2 separate regions of the Homo sapiens genome follow, and region 1 is linked to region 2. Evidence: read pairs that join two places in POLR2A ChIA-PET (ENCODE). Cell type or tissue: B cell. All regions are shown on one strand. Each heading gives the region's core, and the rest is flanking DNA. Links, peaks and the distances in the headings are about the cores only.

Region 1 (12,382 bases), core at 3,391-5,890, 70 kb after region 2:
TGTTTCGGGTTGTTTTTCTTTGAGGTGCCTCTCCTACTCCCACAGGGCCTGTGCAGGGGTGCTCAGAGCCCACAGCGGATGTTGGCAGCGCGTGTGCAGGGAGCTGGCCAAGGACCCTGCTTTCTCTCTGGGCCAGCGCCCAAGGTGCCCTATTAATTTAGATTTTCATGTGCATTAGTGGACGAGGGTGAAGGAGACGCAGGCCCTCGGCTGGCAGTCGTTTTACACCACCACCGGCTAGGCTGAAATGGGGAAAGAAATATGGGGATTGGGGGCTTCCTTATGGAGAAAGGTAAAGGCTGAAATGGTGTGTGAGAGAGGACTTGAGGCTTTTTTCCTGGGGGTCAGGGAGAGTTGGAGTTGACAGCACTCAGCCCTAATAGGTATAGACTGAGTCCAGCCTGAGGTATTAGACCCTATATTTATTGGCTTGATCTTAATTTTACACCTGGTCATACTGTTGAAAAAAAAAAAAAAAAAGGTCCCCCAGTGCCTGAGTGCGAACTTCATATTTAGTGGCATTTGATAGTATATTTATTATTTCTAGTAAGTTTGATGATCTCAGAGGTGTGCAGTGATGTTCCTGGAAGTGAATAGTACAGCGGTCCCCAGGAACTGTGGGGAGAACCCTGCTCCGCCTCAGCCTCTTCTCCCATCTGCTGCCGTGGCCTGCTCCACCCTCAGATAGCTGTTGGAGGACCCAGCAGCCTGTGCTTCTCTTAACATGTCCAGTTGTACCCTATTTTCAGTTAAAAATGCGGTTTCTCCCACCTGCTTTCCCCTGGAGCGGCACGTGAAAGGGTGTAGTGCCCTTCTCTTGACACCTGCCTGTCCCCACAGTCCTATCGTCAGTGGGTGCGTGTGCTCACTGCTGCCTGGCACTGCTGGGTTCTCAGGAGGCCTGCACACCGAAACTTTGCATGGAATGTTGCCCTTGTGCCATTAGCAAAGCGGAGGCTGGGTCGGCTCTGCTCTCCCTGCCTCCGACTTCATTGTTCGGGACTTAATGTAATAATATGCTTGAACAGGCGGGAGATCACATTAGCTTGGCTCTGCAGTTGTAAACAATATTTGCTCTGTGAGCATTCTCCTTCACCCCCTGCTCTCCTGGAACCCTGCGCCCTCTCCTACTGCCACCCCCTCTCTCCTTGCATATTCTAACCTTGGCTAAACAGCTTCATTCATGAGATGGCCAGTGTTTTCTGGGAGGAAAGTGGCTGAAAATAATGAAGTCCCGAGAACCTCTAGCTATGACGCACAAGTAAACACTGGTTAGTTAGTTTCTGGATAGAGGTTTTAACTGATGTCCATGTCAACCAAAGTCTTTTTCTCTCTCTCCACTGGAGTGGAACCCTGTTTGAAAACACACACACACATGCACTCAGGTACCAAAAACAGCTTTCCTAAGGCCCTGACTCTGTCCTTGGCGGGGAGCACTGGGCAGATGGGACAGAGGCTTCCACTGTCAGTGTTGGCAGGGGTGGGAGGTGGAGAGGGGCAGGAGTGCAGGTGCATCCCTGGGGTGCCTGTTTTTTTCCATAGAAAGGTTTTTGTCCTCTGCTTCTCACTCTCTTCTATAGTTTGATGTAGAAAAAGGTAAAAGAAAAACTCCATCTCTCACCTGCACTGCCTTTTCCAATTTAACAATTGCAGTGGTTGGTTTCACAGACAAAACCTGCTCCACCTTCTCTGTGCTGATTGGTGGCTGATGATGTCATGGCATAAAGCTCAAACTGATTGTTTTCTCTATGGGACAGGTCCCAAAACAGCAGACAGCAAAGCTATTATTGCTCTTTTGTTTCCTCCAGTTTACGCTATCAAACAAGATGGGAAAGGTGGGAGCAGAGCCATGGCTGCACATCGCCTGATCTATTCATAAAGCGCAGCCTTGGGCACCTTGAGTAAGGAGGGCTTCTCACATCAGGAAAAAGCCTTTGTTTTTCACGAGAGCAACAATACTTTTTTCACTGGAGATATTTTGCCTGTCTGCTTTAATCTTCTCTGTTAAGAGAAGGATAGATGCAGCTCAGGGTGCGGTGGCTCATGCCTGTAATCCCAGCACTTTGGGAGGCTGAGGTGGGTGGATCACCTGAGGTCAGGAGTTCGAGGCCAGCCTGGCCAACATGGTGAAACCCCGTCTCTACTAAAAATATAACAAATTAGGCAGGCATGATGGCAGTTGCCTGTAATCCCAGCTACTCGGGAGGCGGAGTCAGGAGAATTGCTTGAACCCTGGAGGCAGAGGTTGCAGTGAGCTGAAATCGCGCCATTGCACTCAAGCCCGGGTGACAGAGCGAGACTCCATTTTAAAGAAAAAAAAGAAGGATAGATACAATTTCAAAGAAATTTCTTCTGGCCCAAGAAAGAGTAGGAAGAGGAGTTGATTTCAGGGAAATAAAAAATAATCAGAAGAATGTCACTCGGTTCCTTTGCAGAGCTTGGGAATTCTTCCTGCTGTCAGCATGTGTCCATCATAGAGGTGAACTGTAGTTCTGTAGCAGTGGCTGTGTTGTGTGAGTTCAGCATCGCCTGTGTTCTGAAGGGCCTGAGGGCAGAAGCTACTCAATGAGATCTGCTTTCACCTTGGACCTTGCTGGGTCTGCTGTGCTGTAGAGAGGACGGTCGTGCAGCTGGGAATTCGGCAGAGCAGGCCTGGCCCAAGTCTCTTAGGGCAGCACCCATCAAGCTGGAGCCCTCTGGGACTGCCCTGGTTGAACTGCGGGCCTGGCTCACCTGGTGCTGCCCAGCAGCGTCACGGGCATCTCTAGGTGCTTGTCATCTATAGCTGTTCAGACACTCTGGAAGCCTAGTGTGAGGCCAGGCTCCCTCAGAGGGCTTCCGCAGTGGCCCTACAGCAGTCCCCTACAGGAAGCTCCCTTTTCATCAGGGATCTGCTGGCGACTGTCTTCAGACTCGGTGAGGTCTCTGAGCGTCTGAAAGCCACTCTCCTTAGATTTTACATATGATCATTGCCACTTCATGCCCATGGATCTGCACAGACCTTCACAGCTGTTTCTAGAAAGCTTGGCTGTTAAAGCCACACCACTCCGCTAAGTGGAGGAGGTGAGGCATGTCTGACAGGAGGTGGTACCAGGCAGAGGACTGGATAAGCCTCCCTCCCAACCCACAGAGCTGTTCTTGGTGGGGCTGGGCTCCATTTACCTTCTGGAGCACCCTGGGCTTTGATTTGTTGGGTGAGAGGAAACTCTACAGCTGGCTGGACAGCCACGGTCACTTGGTGCATGGACTGCCTTCGCCCACTTGGCTGTGCTTAATTCTGTGCCTCCCTGCAAGCATACAATCACCGGGCTATCTTTAGCCATGTTGCGGTGTGGCTGCACCTCTGGAGAGACAGAATGTTACAGCTGGTTCACATTTTCCTGAACAAAACAGACACGCTCCGAGATTAGGCAAGTCGTTTCCTTGAGTGCTGTGGCTGGGCGCCTCTCCTTGTTGTTGTCTTAAGGCTAGGGGTCGGAGGAATTTGCCACACAGGTGGTTGACGTGCAGGTAAGGGAGAAGGCCCGCTTGAAGGTGGGTGAACCTCTGCCTGTTCCGCTGCCTGTGCTGCAGCCCCAGGCCTTCCTTCTGCTTTCCCCCTCCTGGGCCCTGGAGGCACTTTAGAATGGGGGTGGGAGGGAGCGATTGACCACGCCTGCCCCAGGCCATCACAGATTCTGATTGGATGGGTCTGGATGGGGCCTGAACATTGGTGTAGTTTTAAAGTTCGTCAGTGATTCTAATGAGCTTTATGTATACCCTGTGAAGGTCAACCAAACAGCTAACCTCACAGTATAGTAAAAATACATTTTTCTTCTTCGCTTCTCAGTTCCTGTATCCCAAGAGTGGCATATGGAAAGCATGTGGCAGTTACTTCTCAAATTGAGAACTGCCTGAATTTTATGAACAATGACAGCTGTTGCTCTGGTGTAGCATTTGAAGCTCAACCTGTTTCTACTTTCCGTCTTTTGACTTCCGTCTTTGCAGGGGACCCCTTGTCTCCTGGGAAGAACCCAGTGGCAGGGTCTCCTGCAAGTCCTCATAATCCATTGGCCTCTCTCCAAGCCCCAGACACTTTTCTTCCAGAGAAGCTGAGAATGGGGATGTGCTCAAGATCACACCTGCCATCATCATTATCCACTGATTGACAGCCATCATCTCCACCCCATAATGACTAGTTTTCAACTTGGCTGACATCGGTGCCGGTGTTGACATAGTTCACTTCTCTAATGATGGAATCTCTTTGGGCAGGGGTCTTTTGAGTCTCTTAGGGCAAATGCAGGCTGAGAAAAATGATGTGGAGCAGTTCTGAGTGAAGACTTGTTATGAGACGAAGAGAGCAGGTGAACGGTGGGGTCCAGCTGGTGTGGATGAAGCACCTGCTGTGTTTGAGACGGAGTGGAAGCAGTACTCTGCTTGGCCCATTCATCCCGTGGCCTAGGCATAACTGAGCATCTCATGCTTTCTTTAGTGGGTTCATCCCGTGGCCTAGGCATAACTGGGTGTCTGGTGCTTTCTTTAGTGGGTAGGTTGGGGAGGAGTGGATGGGCTTATAATTCTACCCAGGGCTCTGATATCACAGGAGTTTACATGGCATTTGGCTTGTTTTGTGTAAATCATCCTACCCTGATTAAATACCTCTTGAGCTATTTGATGCTGGCCTGTCCTGTGAGGTAGGGCTTATAGCCTTTCCTTTGAGAAATTAGTCCACAGATCTGGAAAAGGTTCTTTAACTGCTTGAGTATTCTCTGCCTGATTTTGACTGCCTCTTCTGCCTGGTTTCCCTTTCTGATCCTCTCTCTGGCTGCCATTGCTTTTGTTTTTATGATATATTCTTGGATTTACCCTACCTTTGCCTCTTTCCTTGTAATGAGCTTATTTTTTATTCTTTTACTGTCAAAGTTGTCATATTCTTCCCTGTATTCTGCCACTAGACTATTTCATGGAACTAGTCCTTCACTGTTCCCTTTCATCTTTGGGTTTGGTTTGATAAAGTTGTGATGTATGGGTTTAACAGCCTTCATCAGAATCAGTTTTCTTATTCCTTCTTTTTCCTTCTTCCTCCTCCTCCTTCCTTCCTTCTTCAGACAGAGTCACACTATGTCACCCAGGCTGGAGTGCAATGGTGCGATCATAGCTCACTGCAGCATTGATCCCCTGGGCTCAAGCAATCCTCCCACCTCAGCCCCCTGAGTAGCTGGGGCTACAGGTGCATGCCACCGCACCTGGCAGGATCAGTTCTCTTTATAGGCTGACTCACAAATACTTTTCACCATAAGAAGTCTTATTTTGGAAGTTGTATCCAACTGGCCCTGAAAGGGCAGATAGTAAAATGACAATTGATTGATACATTGAAAATAATCAGATGGTGGCATTTCCTTGCCTCAGCTTTTGTCCTTAACTTCAGAGGGATGAAGTCCAGGGGCCTTCTCTGGTGATCTGAAGGCATGTTCTGGCTGGCCTAGGAGTGGTACAGGACTGCCGGCTGTGGTGCTTTGACTCTAGGGGATTATTAGTATCTTCAGTAAATACAGTATGTACATACTTCTGTGCCTGCGGAAAAGGGCTCAGGTCATTAGTGTGCAGTAGTGTTGCTGGTCCCGATGTCTTTTAAATTGGTTATCCAAGTTTCCATGGTGTCTTGCGTAGAGTAGCTCTTTTTGGCGTTAGGTAGGCAGAAGTGACTGAGACTATTTGCTGTAGAGGAGGGCAGTTGCTCTAATTTAATGTAAAGATAGGAAGATAGGAGCCTGGTTTCCCAGTCACTCTCCAGCTAGGGAGGGCTTTTCATTTCTACATGTGGAAAAAAGTGTTTGTCTAGCTCCTTTGGAAATCATTGATGCCATCTTAACAGAATTGCAGAGAGAGGCAGGTCTGTTCTTCATAAGGTATAGAGGGTTGAGTCAGAGCCCTTCATGTGGCCAAATTCACTATCCAGAATTCAGCCCAGTCTCCCAGGCTTCCCGCCCTGCCTCTGGAGTTTGGCCTCCTAGGGGGATGGCAGGGATACGTGGCTGCTACTTGCCCCTGCAGCACCTTTGTGAGAGGGCAGGAGGTGCAGCCCTTCTTCTTTGTGGCACTGGTCCTCAGCTGGTGTGTGACTTGCTGAGTTGGGTGCCGGCTGAATCTCAGGCCCTGTTCCCTGACCCACTTTGTCTTGGTCTGTTTTCTGTTGCTTGTAACAGAATGCCTGAAACTGAGTGATTTATAAAGAAGTGAAATTTGTTCTTAACAGTTATGGAGGCTGGGAAGTCCAAGGTTGAGGGGCGGTGTCAGGGGAGGGCCTTTTTGCTGGTGGGGACTCTGCAGGCCGTGCAGGGCTGATCACATGGCAAGGGAGCTGAATGTGCCAACTTAAGTCACTTTCTCCTCTTCTGAAGACACCAGTCCCACTCCCATGATAACCCATTAATCCACTAACTCATTAATCCATGAATGGATTAGTCATTAATCCCAATGACTTCCTGAAGGCTCCACCTCTCCATACTGCCACATTGGAGATGAAATTTCTACATGAATTTCAAAAGGAACAAACATTCCAACCACAACACCCCTTTACTGGGAGTTTGTATACTGTACATGGTAGCCAGGGGTGGGAGCAAGAGCCTGAGACTCACGCAGATCATGAGCTGTAATGCCTGTGTAGATGTGTGCTTCACCTTCACCACGTGTTACCCAGATGGTTTTTGCTGCACGTGCTGAATGACCTTGAGATGTCAGCTTGAGCCAGGAGCACTGGTGTGGAGGAGGGTGGGCTGACTTTCACAAGTGAGCAGTGGCCTCACCCTCTGCCACGCTTCCGTTTAGTCCTTTAAGACTCTGGGTATCAAAGCATCAGCTTAGACCAAGGCACTCCTCATTCATTTCAACACCCAAATCTGTTGTCCAGAATTGTGCTTGGTATCAAAGTGCAGCACAGTGGTCTGCCAAGTTTAAGCTCAGGAATGCACAGAATCCCAGCGGCCTAATACAGCCTCCTCCGTTCGTAAGGAGGAGCATTGGTAACACAGCAGCGTAGGGAAAAGGCAGCCCACCCCTACCAAATCTGTATTACCTGTGGAGCTGTGTTCATGGCTGAACCCTGCTGAGCTTGGCCGTATGTCCAGCTATTGAGTGATCTGAATTCAAACCTACTTCCCTCCCGGTTGGTTGCTCTGGTCCCCCTATGGAGGTATTAGTTTGTATTTCATTCTTGACACCTGTGAGTTCTTTGTGGGGAAGTGGAATAATTACGGCTTTAAAGTGAGGCGCTCTTGAGTTTGAATGTTGTCATCCTCTGCTTATTAGCTGGCCAACTTAATTACCCTGTTATCCTGAGTTTTCTCATCTGTGCAGTGAGAATCATGAGTTCTTACTGGATTGTTGTGAAGATGAAGTGAAAATATTTCTGTGAAGTGCCCAGTACCATGCTTGACACTTTAAAAAAATTTAATAAATAAAGATAGATACTATAATCAGCAAGACACGGCCGACAGACCTCTCATGCCTCCTCCTTGCAAGAAAGGGATGTTTGTAAAGTCTTGTACTGAGCTTGACATCTGACCTTGAAATATAACTGTTTGCCAGAAGGTGAAGAGAATATGTGCACTCTTGCAAGTAATTTGTTGGCTTCATTCATATCTTGACTGCTTTAATGCTGAAAAGATGAGACATGGTCCTCACTCCCAGGAACTCATGAATCTGGGGAGACAATCACGTAAACTGGTTATGAGAGAATAATTAAACTTTCCAGGTGTCATGATAGAGGTTAGTTTGAGGTATGGTGAAGTTAGCAATCTGTTTTTGATAGCAATCCATCTTTTTTATTATTGTTAATTATTATTTTGAGACGGAGTTTCACTCTTCTTTCCCAGGCTGGAGTACAATGGCGTGATCTTGGCTCACCGCAACCTCTGCCTCCTGGGTTCCAGCGATTCGTCTGCCTCAGCCTCCTGAGTAGCTAGGATTACGGGGATGCGCCACCACGCCTGGCTAATTTTGTATTTTTAGTAGAGACGGCGTTTCTCCATGTTGGTCAGGCTGGTCTTGAACTCCTGACCTCAGGTGATCTGCCCACCTTGGCCTCCCAAAGTGCCGGGATTACAGGTGTGAGCCACCACGCCCGGCCCATCTTTTTTGTTAAATAAGTATGGGACTGAAGTAGATCGGGGGGAAAGCTAGACTTTGGCCTTGTCCAATTTAAAATAACATCCTTGGAGAATTGATGGGTCCTCAGAAGGACCTGTGGTAGAACAGTTAGGGAGTATTTCTTTGGCATACTTAAAAGTAGTAATGATGGAAAGAAGCCAAAAGAGATAAAGCAGGTAATTTACCATTTAAGCAAGTGCCATTGGTAGCTTGCTGTGCGACTCAGGATGTTATTTCATCTCTCTTGACTTCTGTTTCTGTATCTGTCAAGAAGAGACATCAGCATCAGCCTTCCAGACTCATGGAACTACGAGTTGTAAGTGGGATAATCTGCATGGAAGTACTTGGAGAAGCATGAAGTGCTACCTACATACGTAGTGGGGTTGGGGACACGTGCGTAGTCATCACTGTGCTCTTGCAGAGGAAGGTGGCATCAGAGAGGAGACCTACCAAAGGAGTCAAGACCAAGCACGTGCTGTTCCCTCTTGTCCTGCACACCTCTGCTTTAAGTTACTCAGAAAAGCTTCTCTGACTTAGGGCCTCTCCTACTATTTTTTGTTTGTTTGTTTTTGTTAATTTATTGGTTTAATGGTAATTTCTTTTTACAATAATGACTTTCAATTCTAGAGAATTTTTTAATTGAGGTATAATTTTCATGCAAAATAATCCACAGATATTTTTAAGCCTTTAGGTGGGCATTGACAGATGAATATATATTCACATAATCTCCATAATCAAGATATAAACTCTTTCTGTTATCTCAGAAAGTTTCTTTTTTTTTTTTTTAATTATACTTTAAGTTCTAGGGTACATGTGCACAACATGCAGGTTTGATACGTAGGTATACACGTGCCATGTTGGTTTGCTGCACCCATCAACTCATCATTTACATTAGGTGTTTCTCCTAATGCTATCCCTCCCCTAGTCCCCTACCCCACGACAGGCCCTGGTGTGTGGTGTTCCCCGCCCTGTGTCCAAGTGGTCTCATTGTTCAGTTCCCACCTATGAGTGAGAACGTGCAGTGTTTGGTTTTCTGTACTTGTGATAGTTTGCTGAGAATGATGGTTTCCAGCTTCATCCATGTCCCTGCAAAGGACATGAATTCATCCTTTTTATGGCTGCATAGTATTCCGTGGTGTATGTGTGCCACATTTTCTTAATCCAGTCTATAATTGATGGACATTTGGGTTGGTTCCAAGTCTTTGCTATTGTGAATAGTGCCGCAATAAACATGCGTGTGCATGTGTCTTTATAGTAGCATGATTTATAATCTTTTGGGTATATACCCAGTAATGGGATTGCTGGGTCAAATGGTAATTCTAGCTCTAGATCCTTGAGGAATTGCCACACTGTCTTCCACAATGGTTGAATCAATTTACACTCCCACCAACAGTGTAAAAGCGTTCCTATTTCTCCACATCCTCTCCAGCATCTATTGTTTCCTGACTTTTTAATGATTGCCATTCTAACTGGCATGAGATGGTATCTTATTGTGGTTTTGATTTGCATTTCTCTGATGACCAGTGACGATGAGCATTTTTTCATGTGTCTGTTGGCTGCATAGATGTTTTCTTTTGAGAAGTGTCTGTTCATATTCTTTGCCCACTTTTTGATGAGGTTATTTTTTTCTTGTAAATTTGTTTGAGTTCTTTGTAAATTCTGGATATTAGCCCTTTGTCAGATGGGTAGATTGCAAAAATTTTCTCCCATTCTGTAGGTTGCCTGTTCACTCTGATGGTAGTTTCTTTTCCTGTGCAGAAGCTCTTTAGTTTAATTAGATTCCATTTGTCTATTTTGGCTTTTGTTGCCATTGCTTTTGGTGTTTTACTCATTAAGTCCTTGCCCATGCCTGTGTCCTGAATGATATTGCCTAGGTTTTCTTCTAGGATTTTTATGATTTTAGGTCTAACATTTAAGTCTGTAATCCATCTTGAATTAATTTTTGTATAAGGTGTAAGGAAGGGATCTAGTTTCAGCTTTCTGCATATGGCTAGCCAGTTTTCCCAGCACCATTTATTAAATAGGGAATCCTTTCCCCATTTCTTGTTTTTGTCAGGTTTGTCAAAGATCAGATGGTTGTAGATGTGTGGCATTATTTCTGAGGCCTCTTTTCTGTTCCATTGGTCTATATCTCTGTTTTGGTACCAGTATCATGTTGTTTTGGTTACTGTAGCCTTGTAGTATAGTTTGAAGTCAGATAGCGTGATCCCTCCAGCTTTGTTTTTTTTGCTTAGGATTGTCTTGGCAATGCGGGCTCTTTTTTGGTTCCATATGAACTTTAAAGTAGTTTTTTCCAATTCTGTGAAGAAAGTCATTCGTAGCTTGATGGGGATGGCATTAATTTTCATGATATTGATTCTTCCTATCCATGAGCATGGAATATTCTTCCATTTGTTTGTGTCCTCTTTTATTTCATTGAGCAGTGGTTTGTAGTTCTCCTTGAAGAGGTCCTTCACATCCCTTGTAAGTTGGATTCCTAGGTATTTTAATCTCTTTGTAGCAATTGTGAATGGGAATTCACTCATGATTTGGCTCTCGGTTTGTCTATTATTGGTGTATAAGAATGCTTGTGATTTTTGCACATTGATTTTGTATCCTGAGACTTTGCTGAAGTTGCTTATCAGCTTAAGGAGATTTGGGGCTGAAACAGTGGGGTTTTCTAAATATACAATCATGTCATCTGCAAACGGGGACAATTTGACTTCCTCTTTTCCTAATTGAATACCCTTTATTTCTTTCTCTTGCCTGATTGCCCTGTCCAGAACTTCCAACACTGTGTTGAATAGGAGTGGTGAGAGAGGGCATCCTTGTCTTGTGCTGGTTTTCAAAGGGAATGCTTCCAGTTTTTGCCCATTCAGTATGATATTGGCTGTGGGTTTGTCATAAATAACTCTTATTATTTTCAGATAAGTTCCATCAATACCTAGTTTATTGAGAGTTTTTAGCATGAAGGGCTGTTGCATTTTGTCAAAGGATTTTTCTGCACCTATTGAGATAATCCTGTGGTTTTTGTCTTTGGTTCTGTTTATGTGATGGATTACGTTTATTGATTTGCATATGTTGAACCAGCCTTGCATCCTAGGAATGAAGCTGACTTGATCATGGTGGATAAACTTTTTGATGTGCTGCTGGATTTGGTTTGCCAGTATTTTATTGAGGATTTTCGCATTGATGTTCATCAGGGATATTGGTCTAAAATTCTTTTTTGTTGTTGTTGTGTCTCTGCCAGGCTTTGGTATCAGGATGAGTTAGGGAGGATTCCCTCTTTTTCTGTTGATTGGAATAGTTTCAGAAGGAATGGTACCAGTTCCTCTTTGTACCTCTGGTAGAATTCGGCTGTGAATCCATCTGGTCCTGGACTTTTTTTGGTTGCTAGGCTGTTAATTACTGCCTGAATTTCAGAGACTGTTATTGGTCTATTCAGAGATTCAACTTCTTCCTGGTTTAGTCTTGAGAGAGTGTATGTGTCCAGGAATTTATCCATTTCTTCTAGATTTTCTAGTTTATGCATAGAAGTGTTTATAGTATTCTCTGATGATAGTTTGTATTTCCGTGGGATCGGTGGTGATATTCCCTTTATCATTTTTTATTGTGTCTGTTTGATTCTTCTCTCTTTTCTTCTTTATTAATCTTGCTAGTGCTCTATCAATTTTGTTGATCGTTTCAAAAAACCAGTTCTTGGATTCATTGATTTTTTTGAAGGGTTTCTTTGTGTCTGTAATCTCTTTCAGTTCTGCCCTGATCTTAGTTATTTCTTGCCTTCTGCTAGCTTTTGAATGTGTTTGCTCTTGCTTCTCTAGTTCTTTTAATTGTGATGTTAGGGTGTCGATTTTAGATCTTTCCTGCTTTCTCTTGTGGGCATTTAGTGCTATAAATTTCCCTCTACACTCTGCTTTAAATGTGTCCCAGAGATTCTGGTACCTTGTGTCTTTGTTCTCATTGGTTTCAAAGAACATCTTTATTTCTGCTTTCATTTTGTTATGTAGCCAGTAGTCATTCAAGAGCAGGTTGTTCAGTTTCCATGTAGTTGTGTGGTTTTGAGTGAGTTTCTTAATCCTGAGTTATAATTTGATTGCACTGTTGTCTGAGAGACAGTTTGTTGTGATTTCTGTTCTTTTACATTTGCTGAGGAGTGCTTTACTTCCAATTATGTGGTCAGTTTTAGAATAAGTGCGATGTGGTGCTGACAAGAATGTATATTCTGTTGATTTGGGGTGGAGAGTTCTGTAGATGTCTATTAGGTCTGCTTGGTGCA
Region 2 (12,382 bases), core at 5,089-7,588:
GAATACTGCAGAAAGAAAAGAAACTTTTTTTTTTTTTTGAGACAGAGTCTGGCTCTGTCACCCAGGCCGGAGTGCAGTGAAGCAATCTTGGTTCACTGCGAGCTCCGCCTCCCGGGTTCACGCCATTCTCCTGCCTCAGCCTCCCGAGTAGCTGGGTCTACAGGCGCCCACCACCACCCCCGGCTAAGTTTTTGTATTTTTAGTAGAGACGGGGTTTCACTGTGTTAGCCAGGATGGTCTTGATCTCCTGACCTCGTGATCCGCCTGCCTCGGCCTCTCAAAGTGCTGGGATTACAGGCGTGAGCCACCGCACCCGGCCTAGAAACATTTTAAAGAGTTTTAAAACATTACAATTCTGTGCATAACTGTCTACTATATGATTCCAATTATATAACACTCTGGAAAAGTTGAAACTACAGGGAAAGAAAATAGAAGAGTGATTGCCAAGGGCTGTTTGGAGGGAGAATGTGACTACAAAGGCACAGAGGGAGACTTTTCAGGATCATAGAACCATTCAGTGACCTGTCTATAGTTGTTAAAAGTCATAGAACTGCACACGAAAAAGAATAACTTTTTGATATGTGAATTATACCTGAATAAACCTGACTGGAGGACAAAAAACAACTCTCCAGGGATAAATTCACAGTTCATAAAAAGAAATTCATCTACATGAGGCAATGCAATGAACAAAACATTGATATGTGTTCACTGTTGATAGCAATCAAAAGTGCAAATTACAACACCATTATACTGTTATGCTTCTTGCTAATGGTTAATAATTTTTCAAAACCGCAACATAATGCTATTGAGGTTACAGTAAAATTCCATATTTATTGTGGGTTGCATTATAAATTGATAACATTTGTGGGGAATGCAACATGATAATATATGGGAAAAGCCATAAAATTACTACCACTATATAGGAAAAGCCATATAATTACCAGACCCAGGAATTTATCCCAATAAAGTTAGTTAACAAAGGTTTTTTAAATTTCAGATGCATAAAAAATACCCTCTGTTGTGTTGGTTATAATAGAAATAAGTAGAAATCACTGAAATGTCTAATATTATAGGGACAGTTTAAAATTTTGTTGGTACATTATACAATGGAATATCTTGCATTCACAACCAAAGCCTAAATCAAGAGGCATGTAGAAAGAAACATGGAAAATACTTTTGATAAAAGGAACAATAGCGAATAGAACATAGCAAGCACATCATGTTCATAACTGTAATAATCTGTGTGCCTGTGCCATAGCTGTGCTGAAGTGATGGATTAGAGATGAGTCTTAGGGTCGCGCGTGGTCGGAGGCCATGACAGGCAGATCACCTGAGGTCAGGAGTTCGAGATCAGCTGGCTAGCATGGTGAAACCCCGTCTCTACTAAAAATACAAAAATTAGCCGAGTGTGCTGGCAGTCACCTGTAATCCCAGCTACTTGGGAGGCAGAGGCAGGAGAATCACTTGAACCCACAAGGCAGAGGTTGCAGTGAGCCAAGATCACACCACTGCACTCCAGAGTGAGACTCCATCTCAAAAAAAAAAAAAAAAAAAAGATGAGTCTTAAATCTTAAATTTGTAAAATTCTCTTGCTGTTATTATACTGCCTTTTCAATAACAAAGCACCCTCAAATAAAACCTTCGAGATTGGAAGAAATGAATGTAGAAGAAAAGAGAAATCTCAGAAATTATGATATATTACAAAGTAGAATGTTTTTTATTAGCCCCAGAAACCAGAAGAATCCCAAGAGTCACAATTATGTTGAATAAATCCAAGCTGTGTGGGTTTTCTTTCCTCTTGCTGTCATTTAACTTTGGTGAAGTCCTTGCTTACGGCAGGTAGTTTGTGAATATCTACTGACTGCTGAATAAATGCCAAGGCCATCTTTTAGTTGTACTTTTCACAATCACAGGCCTGGGAAAACTTGAATTTATCTCTGAAAAAGCATCAGAAATCTTAGTACAAGCAACACTTTCTCTTTTTTTTTTTTGAGATGGAGTCTCACTCTGTCGCCCAGGCTGGAGTGCAGTAGCGCAATGTCGGCTCACTGCAAGCTTCTGGGTTCATGCCATTCTCCTGCCTCAGCCTCCCGAGTAGCTGGGGCTACAGGCACCCGCCACCACGCCTGGCTAATTTTTTGTATTTTTAGTAGAGATGGGGTTTCACCGTGTTAGCTAGGATGGTCTCGATCTCCTGACCTCGTGCTCCACCTGCCTCAGCCTCCCAAATTGCTGGGATTACAGGCATGAGCCACTGCACCTGGCCTAACACTTTCTCTTTAACTGCTTATTTTTAGGACTTTAATTTTTCCAGCATAGGGAACATATCTTTGGGGACTTTTTCCCCCATTAAGAGAATTGTAAGAATATTTTAAGTAGGTCACAACTCCTAGGGGAAAGAAGGGTATGTAATGAACAGAGCTCTGGGGAAGCTTTTTTAGAAATGTGCCTAATGTAGATGTTTAAGTGATGGAGCTTTTTCTTTTGAAGTGGGAAACAGGGAAGGGGAAGAAGGTAAGAGAAGGAACAAATCCAACAACTTGGAAAAGCTGTTCTCTTCCTTCCAGGCTCTGGTATTTTCAGATCGAATGGCCTAATATACAGTTCCTGGGTTCTCCTGAACCTTTGGTTTGCTACATAACCTCGAGATAAATATTTAGTGTCTTAGTGCCTCATTTTCATCATCCTTCACAGGAATGAAAATTCTTACTCTATTCCTTCTCCCAAGGCATGTTGGATGGGAGAATTCGATTGTATTATGCGCACCCTGTGCTCTTTTTCCTAAGGGCATCTGAATTTTCTGGTAGGACTTCCACAGACAGGAAACCAAGAAATGTGTGTGTGTGTGTGTGTGTGTGTGTCTAAGAGAGGGAGAGAGAGAGGTCGGGCATGATGGCTCATGACTATAATCCCAGAACTTTGGGAGGCTGAGGTGGGTGGACTCCTTGAGGCCAGGAGTTTGATACCAGCCTGGGCAACATGGTAAGACCCCGTTTCTACAAAAACTTTAAAAATTAGGTGTGGTGGCACACACCTATAGTTCCAGCTACTGGGGAGGCTGAGGTGAGAAGATTGCTTGAGCCCAGGAGTTCAAGGGTACAGTGAGCTGTTATTGTACCACTGCATGCCAGCCTGGGCAACATAGCAAGACCTTGTTTCTCTTTTTAAAAAAATAGAGGGGGAGGGAGATAGAGAGATTGTATTTGGATCAACTCAGAAGCAGTAATCTTTGGACTAAAAGTGCCAATTGCTTTAATTTACTATGCAGATAAAATAATTTTCATTCTTAGGGACAGGCATTTCTGTTTACTAAGCACATACCCTAGGCCATGTGCTTTCCTATGCGTCACCTCCATCCACCCTCAACAGCTCTGTGGCTTCGGCATTGCTACACCCATTGTGCATTTTTATGTGGGAAGTGGGGATTTGAAGTCATTTTTCTCTCCCAAGAAAACCCATGCTCTTGTCATGACCCCACATCAGACAGACTTGGGTTCAGATTCTGACTGTGACACTCATTAGCTGTGCCACCTTGGGCACATCTTTTAACTTCTCTGAAGCTCAGCTACCTGTACTAAAACAGGAGTAATGACAGAAAAATGAGGTTATTAAGAGAATTAGAGAGTACACCTCTAGGGCTTTCTGATTGTAAACAACAGCAATATGCTCTAGGGCTAACTTTGGAGAAGGATGGAAGACATTTATTAGAAGGATATGAATTAGCTCATATAACTGAATGCAAAGCAAACAGCCAGGTCTTGGAAAGGATGAGAGCCAGGCCAGCTGAAGAGATCTCAAGAATAGGGAGGTAACTGCCTTCTTTCTTCAGGGGATTCTTGACTGCATGAAGCAGCTCCGGTTGTTTTCAGTTCTGCGGCTCCCTGCTTGACACTCAACTTCCAGGAAGAGAGGTCAGACTAGATGAGGCTGGACCATGTGCTGCCTTCCTCATGGATGGAGAGCAAGGTGCCTCCATCCCCATGCCCACCAGACCTGCATGCAGTGGGGGAAAGGTAGTTTCCACAATAGAAGCTAAGATGTAGGCACTGTTACCAAGCAAGGGGGTCTGAATGCTGGGCAGGCTAAAGCCACAGTTACCACCGTGGAGCTGATGCAGTCAGACATCCCAGCCCAGGACCTGGTACAAGGGAGTGGCTCCATAAATGCTTGGTTTTGCTGGTAGTGTTTTCACCTGACCTCCTGCAAGGCAGCAATTCCAGACCAGTAAATCACCATGTAACAGTACATCTAGAAATCCTAGCTCAGCATTCTTCGTAGGCGTGTCATGTTGTGATACACACAGAAGATGGTATTTGAGCAGCAAATATCTGAGGTAAACTGACAAGGTGCTCCTGCAGGAGGAGACTGGCTGGGAGGCTCTGGCCGCCCCGGCCCTATCTGGCAGCCCTGGGAGCTGAGGGAATCAATATGGCACTTATGGGCAATGCACCCGTGAAGAAGCCCAATTAGATGATGGAACTTCAGGCCCCCCGCCCACCACTATCGCCTTGGTCTCAGCACTGTCTGGCCCTCCCTTACCCCTCCAAAAGTTTGAAAGAGGGTCCCTCCCCATGAGGGCCGAGGCCTGAGGCCCAGTAGAGTCAACAGTGGTACCTCTGCCTTTCCCCACTGATGACTGCCAGCTGCCAGCTGTCCACTCGCTCCTCAGGGCCTTCATTGTCAGGAAGTGAAGCTTTTCAGGAAACAAAAAGTAACTTCTCTTCTTATTTATTAATTTTTTTTGAGTCAGAGCCTTGCTTTGTCGCCCAGGATTGAGTGCAGTGGCACAATCTCTGCTCACTGCAAACTTCGTCTCCCAAGTTCAAGTGATTCTTCTGCCTCAGCCTCCTGAGAAGCTGGGATTATAGGCTCCCGCCACCATACCTGGCTAATTTTTCTATTTTTAGTAGAGACGGGGTTTCACCCTGTTGCCCAGGCTGGTCTTGAACTCCTGACCTCAGGTGATCTGCCCACCTTGGCCTTTCAAAGTGCTAGGATTACAGGTGTGAGCCACCAGACCCTGCTCTAAGTTCTTTTTTAAAAAATTTTTTATTATTTATTTATTTTATTATTATTATTATTTTTTGAGACAGAGTCTCGCTCCGTCGCCCAGGCTGGAGTGCAGTGGTGCGATCTCGGCTCACTGCAAGCTCCACCTCCCAGGTTCACGCCATTCTCCTGCCTCAGCCTCCCAAGTAGCTGGGACTAGAGGCACCCACCACCACACCCAGCTAATTTTTTTTTTGTATATTTAATTAGTATATTTACTATAATATAGTAATATTTTTACCGTGTTAGCCAGGATGGTCTCGATCTCCTGACCTCGTGATCTGCCTGCCTTGGCCTCCCAAAGTGCTGGGATTACAGGTGTGAGCCACCGCGCCTGGCCTTTATTTATATATATATTTTTAGACGGAGTCTCACTCTTGTTGCCCAGGCTGGAGTGCAATGGCGTGATCTCGGCTCACTGCAAGTGATCTCGGCTCACCGCAACCTCCGCCTCCTGGGAGGTTCAAGCCATTCTCCTGCCTCAGCCTCCCGAGTAGCTGGGATTACAGGCGTGTGCCACCATGCCTGGCTAGTTTTGTATTTTTTAGTAGAGATGGGGTTTCACCACGTTGATCAGGCTGGTCTCGAACTCCGACCTCAGGTGATCCGCCTTCCTAGGCCTCCCAAAGTGCTGGGATTACAGGCATGAGCCACTGCGCCCAGCCAGCTTCTCTTCTTGATAAGGCTGGGAACATCTGGCCCAAGGGGCCTAGATGATTTTAGAGCATTTATCTCTCTGCCTACTTGTCAATGATGGCATTGATTATGAAAATCAATGATTGTGGTGTGATACAGTCCCTGGAGGCCGAGCTGCAATTGCTGGTGCTCACATGGGGGTTTCCAAGCAGGGCCAAAAGCAGCACTGCAGGCCTGTGATCGCTGAGGCTGCCAGAGCACAGAGGAGACATTCAGTCTCAAAGAGATATGCAGGTTCTTCTCAATCGCTTTTCTTTTCTTCCTGTTTGTTTTTTCTTTTTGTTGCCAGGGAAGGGCTGCTATTTTACAATTGTGTTTATTTTTTCCCCATTACAAAAGTATGGGGAAAGGCATACCCCATTCTCTTCCCAAATGAAAAAGTACAAATAAGCAAAATGAATATAATTTTGAAACACCCAACTCCCCACCCATCCCTCTATTCACCTGGCTATGAACATGTTAGTATTTATCCTTCTCAATTCTCCTTCTTTCTAACCCTCCAGGTCTCCACCTCCCGGCAGTGAGGTGCTTTGCCTGAAAATCTCTGGCTCAAGGTGGAAGGAACTCTGCTCCTTTTCTGCCAGTGGGAGCTAAGAAAAGAAAAGGGGAAGCTCACTTCTTAGAATACCTTTTTCATCTCCCCATGAAATCCTACCATTCTTTTGAGGGACCTCTCAAATACCCCCTCCTCTATAGAACGTTCCCTGCTCTCTTAGATGGAAGGCTTCTCAGTCTGAGACAGCACTTTCCACCTGACAAAGACTCTCTCTATCCAAGTCTCACTTTCCCTGCACTATTGTTAGCTCCTTAAGGTCAGACACCATGTCTAATTGTCCTCTGCACAGCTCTCAGCAACCAGACAAGTGCCTTGCCCATCACAGACACCAAGGGATGAATGAAAGAAAAAGACTCAGATGCTTAAATCAAACAGAAGTTCACATGATCTCAAATGGGAGCGAAGAGAAGGATTTGGAGTCTGTCCTGTGCACAGGACAAAGGAAGGCTTGACATCTTTCCCTTCCCTACAAGAGGCTCCTCCCCTCAGGTGCATCTTCTCTGAAATCTGAAAATGCCGATGTGCATGCTGGCGGTTTCAAGTTCATTAGTTCCATTCTGAGGCTTTATCAGGGCCTCTTCTACCGCTATTCCACTTCCTAAATGGGAAGTATCATATGCTTTCTCCCTGCTTCCCTCCCTCCCCTCCCTTCCCTTCCCTCAGTCCTTTCCCTCTGTCATTTTCTGTTTCACAGTTGAAAACAGAGCTGTGTAAAATAAGTCATATTCAGATAGAACCCAATTGGGCTGAATTTGACCACATGTAATTTTGAAGCCAGTGTTTTTTTTTTTTATTATTAGTTTTTTTAAAGACAGGGTCCCACTCTGTTACCCAGACAAGAGTGCAGTTGGCCTCATCATAGCTCGCAGCAGCCTCCACCTCCTGGGCTCAGGCAATCCTCCTGCCTCAGCCTCCTGAGTATCTGGGACTACAGGCATGCACCACCAGGCCCAGCTAAGTTTTGTGTTTTTTATAGAAACAGGCTCTTGCTTTGTTGCCCAGGCTGGTCTGAAACTCCTGGCTTTAGCTGATCCTCCTGCCTCGGCCTCCCAAAATTCTGGGATTACAGGCGTGAGCCACTATGCCTAGCCTACTGCTTTTATCTTTAATAGCAACATGTCTGAGCAGTGGAGGAAGGTAGGACTAGAAAGACTTCCCCTCCTCACTGCAAAAGGAACCAATGACAAGGGCAAGTTTACTTGTTTTAGTTCTGCAGAGGTATAGCATTTACTCCTGTCTAGTGCAGAGCACAGAGCTCTAAGGTCTGTGTTCAAAGAATCAAGTCCTACAGAATGTGTGTGTGTGTGTATTTTAATATATCTTTATATATAATATATATTTTATAAATTTTTCTTAGATGTAGTGAATATGAGAATATAAGTCCAGAAAAACCCTGTTTATAAAATTTGCCGTGTTTCCCAGAGACTTTCAAGAATCCAGGCCAAATTGGCTTAGGGAAGGAGTCTTCTGCGAGTTACAGAAGGACTCTAGAAATCTCTGTTTTGGTGATGATTGTGATGTGCAATTGTAGACTTTATTTTGCAGTGCCTTGGTAACTAGAGATTTCTTCTGCATAGTCCCATCTTGGTTTTGTCTGTTTCCACTGCATAGAATTTCTGGCTACTGCTGAACATACACATGCCAATCAGTTAGGGGAAAAATCACCCAATTTTGAACCATTATATTGTGAGAAACTAATGCAGAAGTAGATTTGCAACTTTGTCAAGTTGCGTTTTAATTTCCCTTTTTTGAAGAGACAGCCTCTCGCTGTGTCGCCCAGGCTGGAGTGTAGTGGTGCTCAGCCTCAAACTCCTCAGCTCAAGTGATCCTCCCACCTTGGCCTCCCAAAGTGCCGGGACTACGGGTGGAGCCACCACACCCAATCTTAATTTCCTTCTTCCTGGCAGGGTGAAAACATGCAAATCAGTCTGGAATTAGTTAAAAAGTAAAAGATATGTAATTTTCTTAAACCTCACTATGAGATATTAGCCTAGAAATAAACCCCAGAACCTAGAATGATGTCTTCGAGCTCTAAGACATCCCAATCCATGGATCTTCTTAGCTTTTCTACAGAAGATTAAGTTGGTTCCAAACCAGTCCCTTCGTGTAGAAGAGGGGCAAGAACATGGAGCCTTTCATGTCTTCAGTAGGTCCACAGGACTATGAATGCAGCCCAGGAATCAATTTGTTCTAAACCACTCTGTTCTTCCTTCTTGACTCTCTCATCCAATGGATAGGATGGGATGGGCTTTTGAGCCAGTCCAGGCATCCTGGGGGCCATTAGACTACACATGGCTTGGGATTTCCCTGGAGATTGCTTAAAGCTGAATGCCCTTGGGGTTCATGATAAACTGAACTGGTGGCAGTCACGGGTGTGCTATTTGGAATGCTTGGAAGGGATGGACTGAGCTCCTATTGCACCATGCTTTTTTTTTCTGAGGTGGAGTTTCGCTCTTTTTACCCAGGCTGGAGTGCAATGGCACGATCTCTGCTACTGCAATCTCCACCTCCTGGGTTCAAGCGATTCTCCTGCCTCAGCCTCCTGAGTAGCTGGGATCACAGGCAGGCTGCCACCATGCCAGGCTAATTTTGTATTTTTAGTATTTTAGTATTTCACCATGTTGGCCAGGCTGGTCTCGAACTCCTGACCTCAAGTGATCCACCTGCTTCAGCCTCCCGAAGTGCTGAGATTACAGGCGGGAACCACCGTACCCAGCCCATCATGCATTTTTTTTTTTTTTTTTTTTTTTTTTTGAGATGGAGTCTCGCTCTGTCGTCCAGGCTGGAGTGCAGTGGTGCGATCTCGGCTCACTGCAAGCTCCACCCCCCGGGTTCACGCCATTCTCCTGCCTCAGCCTCCCGAGTAGCTGTGACTACAGGCACCCGCCACCATGCCCGGCTAATTTTTTGTTAGCCAGGATGGTCCCGATCACCTGACCTCATGATCCACCCGCCTCGGCCTCCCAAAGTGCTGGGATTACAGGCGTGAGCCACAGCACCCGGCCCCATCATGCATTTTTTACTTTGCTAGCCAGTGGTAGATAGCTGATCAAAACTGGTTTAAGTCAAAAACAAAAACAAAACTGAGCATAGTGGCTCAGGCCTGGAATCCTAGCACTTTGGGAGGCTGATGTGGGAGGATCACTTGAGCCCAGGAGTGCAAGGCTGCAGTGAACTATGACTGTGCCACTGCACTCCAGCCTGGAAAATAGAACAAGACCCTGACTCTAAAAAAGAAAAAAAAAACCATCATGTTTTAAGTAATGTAGAATAGCATAGGAAAATTCCTAGCCTATTAAGTAGAAAAGTAGATTGCAAAGCAGTTTGATCAAATTTTGTTAAAAAGATAATACAGAAAAAGAAGATATATGACACATGTACACAGAAAAATACAAGAAAACACATACATCAAAATGGTAACAATGATATGCTGGTGAACGTAATGGGTATTTTTATTTTTTGTACTTTATTTAAAAAATTCTTTTACAATGAACATGTATTACTTTTGAAATCAGAAAATTGGCCGGGCGCGGTGGCTCACGCCTGTAATCCTAGCACTTTGGGAGGCTGAGGAGGGCAGTTCACCTGAGGTCAGGAGTTCAAGACCAGCCTGGCCAACATGGTGAAACCCTGTCTTTACTAAAATACAAAAATTAGCCGGGCATGATGGCGGGTGCCTGTAATCTCAGCTACTCAGTTGGCTGAGACGAGAGAATCGCTTGAACCCAGAAGATGATGGTTGCTGTGAGCAGAGATTGCACCACTGCACTCCAGTCCGGGTGGCTGAGAGGGACTCCGTCTCAAAACAAAAAAAGAAATCAGAATTTTTTTGTGTGTGTGTGTGTGACAGAGTTTCGCTCTTGTTGCCCACGCTGGAGTGCAATGGCACAATCACGGCTCATCACAACCTCCACCTCCCAGGTTCAAGCGATTCTCCTGCCTCAGCCTCCCCAGTAGCTGGGATTATAGGCATACACCACCACGCCTGGCTAATTTTGTATTTTTAGTAGAGACGGGGTTTCTCCATGTTGGTCAGGCTGGTCTCAAACTCCTGACCTCAGGTGATCTGCCCTTCTCGACCTCCCAAACTGCTGAGATTAGAGGCATGAGCCACCGTCACCAGCCCAGAAAATATTTTTTAAATTGAAAATAAGATAGCATATTCCACAAATCTTCTACCGGCTCCATTGCGGATTGAATTAGATGATTCTCCCTATTGTTTACTAAGTGTCCAGTTATTTCTGGGCACTCTCCACCTCCGCAGGACACTGCCCATCTCCCCAACCCAGGGCCATTTCTCAACCTAGTGCTCCTTCTCCTACTAGGGGGGCAGACTTCCCAACGTGAGCACCTACATTTCGCCGTAGATGGGATCCACTTGCACTCTCTGAGGTTCTCAGGCAGATTCCTTCCTTACGGAAGGGGGTCTGATATTTAATCACCCCATGCACTAAGTACACACTTCATGTGCGGATCCATCAGGATAACCCCACACAAGCTGCCAGTTCTTTGCTTGTAGTGGGTGCCCAATAAATGTTTGAATGCATAAAGAAAGCACTCAGATAAGCAGAGACATTTTAGAGCTCTCTGGGGATGAGAAAAGAGAGAGCTATGGGAGTGAGAATTAACTTGATTGACTATGGCTGGACCTGGCAAAGAACAACTCAGAAGTATTGGCCTCACAATCACCTTGTTCAGGCTGCTTAATCAATATTAAAAGTTTGCTGCTCCCACACAATTTTGCTAGGCTCTCCAACCCTGTGAGGATGTCAACAGTTGAAAAAGAAGAAATAATGAGCCCAGCCTGTATTTGCAGGGGAGTGTTAAAACTGCCGGTGGAGCAGGATAGTTTGCTAAACAGCCAGTTGAGAACTTTCCCAAACTGGTCGGCAGCAGCATTGCACACAGAAGTCCCTTCTTCATTGACATGGGGCTAATTCTAGCCACCAGCACTCCAGCGGTACGGGGCAGTTTTGTGGCCTTTTGCTATTGAATCTGCCAGATGTGTCCAAGACACACTCTCATGGGCAGAATATAAACAACAAACCAGTATAAAGAAGTCCACAGTGATCTCACCCTTCATAGAAGTCTTCTTTGACTTGTTTTCTGGCCCCCTGTAAGCACTCCTTGTACCACACTCCCTAAACCCTGTGGCTTAGGTTTTGCTATTTTGTATTTGTTTCCTCCTTCTCTGGTTGTTACATGTAAAAAGGTTGTGTTCACGCAGGGGGCAGGAATTGCAATGGAAAGAATGCAGTGTGGAAAGCCAGGCTCAGTTACTTACCAGCCTTGCTACCTTAGCCAAACGGTCATGCTCTCTGAGCTGTAGTTTCCTTCCTCATCTGTGAATAGACTTCTACCAACTCTCCTCACATGACTGTTTTGAGACTGAAATGATATTATAGGTATAGAAATAAATGTAAACATAATATAAATGTATGAGGCCTGGCGTAGTGGCTCACGCCTGTAACCCCAGCACTTTAGGAAGTCGAGGCAGGTGGATCACCTGAGGTCAGGAGTTCGAGACCAGCCTGGCCAAGATAGCGAAACCCCCATCTCTACTAAAAATATAAAAATTAGCCAAGCGTGGTGGCACGAGCCTGTAATCTCAGCTACTTGGGAGGCTGAGGCATGAGAATCGCTTGAAATCAGGAGGCAGAGGTTGCAGTGAGCCGAGATTGCGCCACTGTACTCCAGCCTGGGTGACAGAGTGTGACTCTGCCTCAAAAAAAATAAAAAAAAACAAAATAAAAATAAAAATAAATAAGTAAATATATGAGATTATCTTTCATCTGGCATGCAGTAGATTCTTAAGAAACTCAAGACAGTATTGCGTTGTGGAGTTATGGTGGGGGCACTAGATGTCAGACCTCTGTGTGCACTCGGGCAGATCAGTTTCACTAAGCTCTTGTGTTTTCCTCAGGAAGGCAAAACGGTACTAAGGCGAATAATAAGGAACATCACAGAATTGATATGAGGGTGAAGTTAAATAATGCGGGCAAAGCACTTCCCAACAGTACCTAGCACATAGTGAGCACTTAATAAATGTAAGCTGTGGCTGCTGCTGCTGTGGCCATCAGG

The links. Peaks named below come from ENCODE experiments on the same cell type or tissue, not always from the same donor. Only the 100,000 strongest peaks of a DNase experiment are listed, where the experiment ranks them.
Region 1: POLR2A ChIA-PET joins it to region 2 with 10 read pairs; 4 of 35 experiments call an interaction of 5 or more read pairs at or near these places.

What each region holds. Positions count from the first base shown.
Region 1 is chr22:17,933,107-17,945,488 of GRCh38, reverse strand. All of the region lies in intron 1 of MICAL3 (microtubule associated monooxygenase, calponin and LIM domain containing 3), which reads left to right. Among named protein-coding and RNA genes, the nearest start is that of MIR648, 42 kb to the left of the region's middle. RefSeq lists an enhancer at 2,955-3,730. In B cell, for the core only: no CTCF peak of the experiment used is centred there; no DNase peak of the experiment used is centred there; H3K27ac peaks cover 1,943 bases.
Region 2 is chr22:18,004,596-18,016,977 of GRCh38, reverse strand. The region is part of intron 1 of MICAL3 (microtubule associated monooxygenase, calponin and LIM domain containing 3); the gene reads left to right. Among named protein-coding and RNA genes, the nearest start is that of MICAL3, 14 kb to the left of the region's middle. In B cell, for the core only: no CTCF peak of the experiment used is centred there; DNase peaks (open chromatin) are centred at 5,887 and 6,369; H3K4me3 peaks cover 484 bases; H3K27ac peaks cover 1,406 bases.